2 separate regions of the Homo sapiens genome follow, and region 1 is linked to region 2. A link is an interaction called in ENCODE POLR2A ChIA-PET data of the cell type or tissue named here. Cell type or tissue: IMR-90. All regions are shown on one strand. Each heading gives the region's core, and the rest is flanking DNA. Links, peaks and the distances in the headings are about the cores only.

The links. ChIA-PET counts read pairs that join two places held together with the same protein. Peaks named below come from ENCODE experiments on the same cell type or tissue, not always from the same donor. Only the 100,000 strongest peaks of a DNase experiment are listed, where the experiment ranks them.
Region 1: POLR2A ChIA-PET joins it to region 2 with 5 read pairs; 4 of 35 experiments call an interaction of 5 or more read pairs at or near these places.

Annotation. Positions count from the first base shown.
Region 1 is chr6:17,328,490-17,332,886 of GRCh38, reverse strand. No RefSeq gene overlaps it. Among named protein-coding and RNA genes, the nearest start is that of RBM24, 49 kb to the right of the region's middle. In IMR-90, for the core only: no CTCF peak of the experiment used is centred there; no DNase peak of the experiment used is centred there.
Region 2 is chr6:17,411,503-17,415,899 of GRCh38, reverse strand. The region is part of intron 1 of CAP2 (cyclase associated actin cytoskeleton regulatory protein 2); the gene reads right to left. Among named protein-coding and RNA genes, the nearest start is that of CAP2, 20 kb to the right of the region's middle. In IMR-90, for the core only: no CTCF peak of the experiment used is centred there; a DNase peak (open chromatin) is centred at 2,219; H3K27ac peaks cover 432 bases.

The sequences.
Region 1 (4,397 bases), core at 322-4,321, 83 kb after region 2:
TCAGGAGATCCAGACCATCCTGGCTAACATTGTGAAACCCCGTCTCTACTAAAAATACAAAAAAAAATTTAGCCGGGCATGGTGGCAGGCACCTGTAGTCGTCCCAGCTACTCGAGAGGCTGAGGCAGGAAAATGGCGTGAACCCGGGAAGCGGAGCTTGCAGTGCGCAGAGATTGAGCCATTGCACTCCAGCTTGGGCAACAGAGCGAGACTCCGTCTCAAAAAAAAAAAAAAAAAAAAAAAATACACACCTCACTATAACTAAGTAAAACTGCAGGGAACCAAAAATAAAAGAATATTTTAAAAGCAGCCAGAGAGAAAAGATGACTCACCATAAAGAAACGGCAATTAGATTTGTAGCTGACTTCTTCACTGCAACATTAGAAGCCAGGAGACAAGAGAAAAGTATCTTGAATGTGGCCAGGTGCGGTGGCTCAAGCCTGCAATCCCAGCACTTTGGGATGCGGAGGCGGGCAGATCACGAGGTCAGGAGATCGAGACCATCCTGGCTAACAGGATGAAACCCCGTCTCTACTAAAAACACAAAAGATTAGCCGGGTGTGGTGGTGGGCTTCTGCAGTCCCAGTTAATCAGGAGGCTGAGGCAGGAGAATGGCGTGAACCCAGGAGGCGGAGCTTGCAGTGAGCTGAGATTGTGCCACCGCACTCCAGCCTGGACAACAGAGCAAGACTCCGTCTCAAAAAAAAAAGAAAAAAGAAAAGTATCATGAATGTTTTTAGAAAAGCTCAATTGTAAATTTAGAATAATATACTTTATGAAACTATATTCAAAACTTAATTTAAAATCATTACATTTTATTTTTATTTTCTGTTTTTGAGACAGAGTCTAGCTCTTGTGTCCCAGGCTGTAGTGCAGTGGCACAATCACAGCTCACTGCAGCCTCAATCTCCTGAGCTCAGGTGATCCTCCTGCCTCAGCCTCCTCAGTAGCTGGGATTACAGGCAAACAAACACCACCACTGATTTTTTTTTTTTGTCTTTTTTTGTAGAGAGAGGGTATTGCTATGTTGCCCAGGCTGGTCTTTAACTCTTGGCCTCAAGTGATTCTGAAACCGACCCAATAGTCCCAAAACAGTTTTTTTGTTTGTTTTTGTTTTTTGTTTGTTTTTTGGACAAAGATAGATATTGACTCTGGTCTTAAAGCTTGAAGCTTACATTTGTTTTATCTGAGTTCCTTCCTCAGGAAAGGACCTTCAGGCCTCTCCAAAAAGTATAGAACTGAAACTCACCAGACGACCACATCCAGACAATGAGATGCCAGACCCCTCATTCATCATGATTGCTTCCTTGCCTCTCCCTAGTTCCTGTTTTCTTATACATTGTTACATTTCTTCCCTGCTATGTAAATCCCTAGTTTTAGTAGCTAAGGGAGGTGGATTTGAGATGAGCTCCCATCGCCTCTGCTGCACCTGATTAAAGCCTTCTTCCTTGGCAATATTCGTCATCTCAGTGACTGCCTTACTGTGCAGCCAACAGCAGGACCCAGACCAAACTTCTGATGTTTCAGTAACAATTCTCCCACCTCGGCCTCCCAAAGTGTTGCGATTACAGGTGTGAGCCACCATGCCCAGCCTACATTTTCATATGTGTCACTTCTCCTTACATTTCATTACTTAATTCAGATGATTATGCCTAATAGCAAATTTGTGGATGTCCAGAAGGAGCTGAGAACCAGAAATCTTACTAAGGATTAGTTACTTTACTGTTGTAGGGAAAATTACACAGGTGGTAAAAACAGTAAAAAACACAGTGAGTTAGGAGCATAAAAGTCAATAAAGTGGCTACCTTTGTGGGGAGGGCAGGTATATGATTGAAGAAGGGCATTCGTGAAGGGGTAGGGGAGCTTCAAGATTATGTATTGGTGACCAGGCACAGTGGCTCACGCCTGTAATCCCAGCACTTTGGGAGGCCAAGTCGGGTGGATCACAAGGTCAGGAGTTCAAGACCAGCTTGGCCAACATGATGAAACCCCCGTCTCTACTAAAACTACAAAAATTAGCCAGGCATGGTGGCGGGCGCCTGTCATCCCCCATACTCGGGAAACTGAGGCAGGAGAATCACTTGAACCTTGGAGGTGGAGGTTGCAGTGAGCTAAGACCACGCCATTGCACTCCAGCCTGGCGACAGACTCCATCTCAAAAAAAAAAAAAAAAAAGATTATGTATTGGTGATAGTCTCTTTGCTAAACTGGATGATGGGTGTTTGGTGTTTGTTTTTATAATTTCTTAACCTAGAATTTATATATTGGATACACTTGTGTACATACGATAAAGAAGCAACAGAGCACTCTAGCTACTTGGTAGTGAATGGAGCTGCAGGGTTAAAAGCAGAAGCAGAGAAACAAACCAGCCAGGAGATGATAGCAGTAGACCAGGGGAAGCATGGGAAGAGCTTAGCCTAGGGAGAGAGCAGTGCAGATCAGAGAAAGTAGGGGAATTTAGGACATACTGTGAAGCCAATGAGAAATTGGATATGTGAGTAGAGGAAAAGATAGGCAATAATAATGACTGCTAATATTAATATTTTAGTCTGTATTACTGGATGGATGGAGGTGCCATTAATTGAAAAGAGGGATATTAAGAAAGGAAAGATTTGATGGGGATAGACAAGAATTCTCTTCTGGGCCAAGTGCAGTGACTCACACCTGTAATCTCAGCACTTTGGGAGGCTGAGGTGGGTGGATTACCTGAAGTCAGGAGTTCGAGACCAGCCTGGCCAACATGGCGAAACCCTGTCTCTACTAAAAATACAAAAATTAGCTGGGTGCGGTGGCACGCACCTGTAGTCCCAGCTAACTCAGGAGGTTGAGGGTAGGAGAGTTGCTTGAACCTGGGATGCAGAGGTTGCAGTGAGCCGAAATCATGCCACTGCACTCCAGCCTGGGTGACAGAGCGAGATTCTGTCTCAAAAATAAAAATAATAAAAAAAAAGAATTATCTTCTACTCTTCTGGGTAAGTTTTTGATGTCTATTAGATATTAAAAGTGAAGATACCAAGTAGTTAGGGCCTATAAGAATCTAGGGGAGAGGTGAAGGCTTGAGATATAAATGAGGGAGTCTCGAATACATTGGTGACATATTTCCATCCTTTGTGATACGTATTTTTCTAAAACAGGGACTGAGTCTGTTGCCCAGGCTGGAGTGCAATGGTGCAATGACGGCTCACTGCAGCCTCGACCTCCCGGGGCTCAAGCAATCTTCTCACCTGTTTCCCTTGTAGCAGGGACTACAGGTTCGAGTCACCATACCTGGCTTTTTTTTTTTTTTTTTTTTTTGTAACGGGGTTTCACTATATTGCCCAGGCTGATTTCCTGGGCTCAAGTGATCTGCCCACCTTGGCCTCCCAAAGTGTTGGGATTATAGGCTTGAGTCACTGTGCCCAGCCTCCTTTGTGATATTAAAAGACAAGAAATGTTTAAATGTATACTAATAACTAGCTATATAAATTATGGTGCTTATAATGGAATATCATGCAGCCATTAAACAAGGGTGTAGACTCTGGATTCTATTAAAAGTGTTCAGGATATATTGCTGGGTAAAAAAATCAAAGGGCATAACCACATGTATTATATGATTTGTATGAAAAATAACCACAGGTCGGGCATGGTGACTCATGCCTGTAATCCCAGCACTTTGGGAGGCTGAGGCAGGTGGATCACGAAGTCAGGAGTTCGAGACCAGCCTGACCAACATGGTGAAACTCCATCTCTACTAAAAATACAAAAATTAGCCAGGCGTGGTGACTCGCACCTGTAATCCCAGCTACTCGGGAGGCTGAGGCAGGAGAATTGCTTGAACCCAGGAGGCGGAGGTTGTAGTGAGCCGAAATTGTGCTGCTGCACTCCAGCCTGGGTGACAGAGCGAGACTGTCTCAAAAATAATAATAATAACAACATATATATATGCTGTGCATGAATGGAAAATTCCTGTAAGACACACAAGCAGGTGCCAATAATGGTTGTTTTTTGTTTTGTTTTGTTTTTTTTGAGACAGAGTTTTGCTCTTTTTGCCCAGGCTGGAGTGCAGTGGCGTGATCTCAGCTCACCACAACCTCCGCCTCCCGGATTCAAGCAATTCTCCTGCCTCAGCCTCCTGAGTAGCTAGGATTACAGGCATGCGCCACCACACCCGGTTAATTTGTATTTTTAGTAGAGATGGGGATTTCTCCATGTTGGTCAGGCTGGTCTTGAACTCCTGACCTCAGGTGATCCACCTGTCTCAGCCTCCCAAAGTGCTGGGATTATAGGCGTGAGCCACTGTGCCCGGCCCAGCAGTGGTTATTTGTCCAGAGCTGGGGTGGAGGCAAGATATGGGGAGGGTGGCTTTTGCTTATCATTTTTTAAAATTTATATTTTTACTTAGAATATATATTTTATAA
Region 2 (4,397 bases), core at 208-4,207:
ACTAGCTCACTCTAACCAGTTATAAAAGCAGCTTTCACAGATGCTCTGAATGTTGACACTCCATGGCGCAATGTCAATGGTGATAAGCCTAGAATAACAACCTATGTGCCTGGATTACCTATTTTGCATCTGTGAGACATACGGCCCAATTAAAAACCTGCCTTGTGCTTTCTTTCCTGTCAGCACCTGTACACCTCGCCTCCCAAGGAGACCGGCTGCAAGCTTTTCAGGGGCTGAGGTTGGGTCTTACTCTTCTTTGCATCTCCCACTGAGTCCAGCATGGTGCCCTATACCTAGAGAACTATAAATACTTTTTGATTGACTAATTAATTAGCTACCACTCACTGTCTTTTCTTTGCCTGCCCACTCACTGGCACCATTCCAGATCAGGCTGAAAGCCAGATTTTCATAGGAGAAATTTTCATTTAAAAGAAGATGCTAGATTAGTTTTTCCTACTTGGAACCACAGTGGCTCCCTCCCATGACTTGAAAGAGCACACTTGCTCCCTCTAATGTAAGCCTTTGGGTCTCTTCCATGGCTCCTTTTTCTTCAGGATTTCAAATTGTGTTAAAACTCCACATTGTCTAAAGGGTTTTGTAAATTCCTCACAACAAGTTCACAAAACAAGTAAGAGATAATGCTACTTGGATAACATTTTCATGTTAATAAAAGAGGTGGGTCTTTCAGGTTTCCTGATTGCTAGCTGAAAGTTCTCCTCACTAGGCCAAAAATACAGAAATAATGGTAGTGAGTGTTTCTCTTCCAATTCTGCAAGAGAGACCCAGATCCAAGGGCTTCTGAAGATCATGAATCTAAGATTAAATAGGAAATAGACTTTTCTCAAAAGAAGACATTTACGTGGCCAAGAAACATAAGAAAAAAGCTCAACATCACTGATCATCAGAGAAAAGCTAATCAAAACCACAATGAGATACCATCTCATGCTAGTCAGAATGGTGATTATTAAAAAGTCAGGAAACAATAGATGCTGGTGAGGCTGTGGAGAAACAGGAACACTTTTACGCTGTTGGTGGGAAGGTAAATTAGTTCAACCACTGCGGAAGACAGTATGGCGATTCCTCAAGGATCTAGAACCAGAAATACCATTTGACCCAGCAATCCCATTACTGGGTATAGACCCAAAGGATTATAAATCATTCTGCTATAAAGACACATGCATACATATGTTTATTGCAGCACTATTTACAATAACAAAGACATGGAACCAACCCAAATGCCCATCAATGATAGACTGGATAAAGAAAATGTGGTACATATACACCATGGAATACTATGCAGCCGTAAAAAGGAATGAGATCATGTCCTTTGCAGGGACATGGAAGAAACTAGAAGCCATCATCCTCAGCAAACTAACACAGGAACAGAAAACCAAATACCCCATGTTCTCACTCATAGGTAGGGGCTGAACATTGAGAATACATGGACACAAAGAGAGAAACAACACACACCAGGGCCTATTGGGGGATGGGGACTGAGGGGAGGAACTTGGAGGACGGGTCAATAGGTGCAGCAAACTACCATGACACAAGTATACCTATGTAACGAACCTGCATGTTCTGCACATGTATCCCATTTTTTAAAGTGTTTTTTTTAAGAAGAAATAAAGAAAAAAAAAAGGAAATAGACTTGAAGTGACAGGAAACTGGAGACTTTCAAACCTTTTCTCATAGTGAGGCTGGGCAACTGGTTTATATGTGAACTCTCTGCAAAAAATAAAGTTACAATGGACTAATTTCTCTGTAAGTCCATCAAAATTTAAAATATTTGGTAAACTACCATCAAATCAGACTGTCCTAGATTGTTAAACTCTTTTTTTTTTTTTTTGAGACAGAGTCTCACTCTGTCACCCAAGCTGGAGTGCAATGGCACAATCTTGGCTCACTGCAATCTCCGCCTCCTGGGTTCAAGTGATTCTCCTGCCTCAGCCTCCCAAGTAGCTGGAATTACAGGCGCCCTCCACCATGCCAGGCTAATGTTTGTATTTTTAGCAGAGACAGGGTTTCGCCATGTTGGCCAGGGTGGTCTCGAACTCCTGACCTCATGTGATCCACCTGCCTTGGTCTCCCAAAGTGCTGGGATTACAGACGTGAGCCACTGCGTCTGGCCAATTGTTAAATTCTCTTTACAGTAACCGTATCAGTGACTTTCTTTTATTTCCCAGGAAACTACCAAGCACTGGGAGAAGTAACCCTGTGATTCACTATTACTAATTGGGTAATGGTATGTATAGGAGAAACAAACCATCACAGTATTCATTCATTCATTTTTTAACTGGCTCATTGAATATGTTTGTTTCATTCACTCAATCAGTCAGTTCCCACTGTCTACTAGGCACAATGCTCATATCTAGAAAACTAAGGCTGATTAAAAAACATTTCCTGCCCTACTGTAGTGTGAGGGGGCTGAAAGCAAACCCTGCTCAGTCAAGCCAGGAAGCTGTTTAACTAAGAGATACATTCACGTTGCCAAGGTGCCCGCCTTCGTATCTTTTGCTTACTCTCCTATAGAGCATTTCTGGAGCCAGCTTCTCGCCAAACAGCAAACAAAAAGCACCATTTTCTTTTTATTGCAAAGATGTTTCAAGAGTCTCTGATTTTTGAGATGGTGTAATCAGAATAGCTGAGACCAGAAAGTTATATAAGAAAAAGAACACTCTCAATGTTTCATGAAACTGGAGAAAACATGTATGAGATCCTGGTTAGCCAACTGACTCCTCTAGGGCCTCTAATCAGGTCTCACTGCAGGAGAAAAATGCTTCAGCTTGACCTTCAGAAAGATCTCACCCCAGCTCTCTAGCTACAATTCCCCATGCTCCTGAGATACCCACATGCCACAGGGACAACTCCCCAAGTCCCAAACGTGTCCTACCCTATCCCTCTCCTATGCCATGATTCTGCTGCCTCTAAGGTTCTTCCTAGCACTGTTAATTTTCAATCCTCAAATCCCAGCTCCTCCAAGAGATCTTGCAGTGTCTCACAAATCAGAGTAATCTCTGGAGAGGTCTTTACTCCCTGACATCTCCATCGACTATCGAAACCACATATACAATTTCCTCGCCATCCCATTTGCCCCCTCCACTGTGGTGGTTTCACCCCTCAGAACCATCCCTAATTTGCCTTATATATAAATATTCCTCCTCTAAGTTGAAATAAGAAATACTTACTCCCTGACATTTCCATCTAAACCACATGTACAATTACCTCACCATCCCATTTGCCCCCTCCACTCTGGAGGTATCACCCCTCAGAACCATCTCTGATCTGCCTCGTAGTTTAAGCATTTGTCCTCTAAGTTGAAATGTCTGAAGATAAAAGGCTAGGACTCATAACTTAATGTAGTGGAAAAAGAACTCTGGGGATTAGAGAATCTTAATTTGAGATCCAGCCCCTTCACTGACAACCCACGTGATTCTGGAGGTCTTGAGTCTTCTAGTAGACAGACTACTTAATCTGTCTGAGTCTCAGTTTTCCTATTTCCAATATACGAACTCATTCCTTCTTCCTCATTCAGTGGCTTAAGAAAATTGTCTGCAAAGGTGTTTTGAGCTACATTCGGTACTGGCTTGGGGCTACACAGGTGGATGAGACACAGACTGCGTCCTCAAGGCACAATCTCCTTGAGGAGTAGACAGTTCAGCCACTGGGGGCTGGCCAGCTGTCCATGGCACTGGGCCACAGGGAACTGGGCTACTGAGGCAGGAGGGAGCCCAGTGAGAACTGAGGCCATGGGGAAGGCTAAGTACATCTCGAATCCTGGCTCTGTGCACTGACTTGGGGTGATGGGGCTGAGTAAGGCAGAGCCATAAAATAAAGGACTCTGAATGCTGACCAGGGCCAGGATAAACCATATACTACTCCCCTGTCATGGAGTGGAAGCTCGCTTAGCTAAACACGAGATAGAAACCCTTCACTGAAGAGGAGCTCATTCCCCAGGCCCCTCTATAGCCCTTTCTAAGCACCTATGCAGTTGAGGAAGCTCTTTCTATTTCTGTGTCCCCACGTTGCCCCTTTGCGCTTGTTTACACCATGGAGGAGGTAGAGTTCAAAGAACTGCTTCTAGGAGTCCCCTAAGGGCCACACGCTGGCACTGAGAAAAGAAGAGCCATGGAGAACCTGCTGGCCAGGCCACTACAGACTGGGCAGGAGGGTCGTGAACCATTCTCCCTCCATCAAGTAAATGTGTTACTCCCCTTGTATCCAGAATATATAAAAAAACTTTTACACTCAATAAGAAGGCAAATATGCCAGTTTAATAGTCAGCAAAATATCTAAATAGACATCTTCCCAGAGAAGACAGGCAAATGGCCAAGAGCACATGTGAAAGGGCTCAACATCAGTAATCATTAGGAAAATGCAAATCAAGACTCCAATCAGAT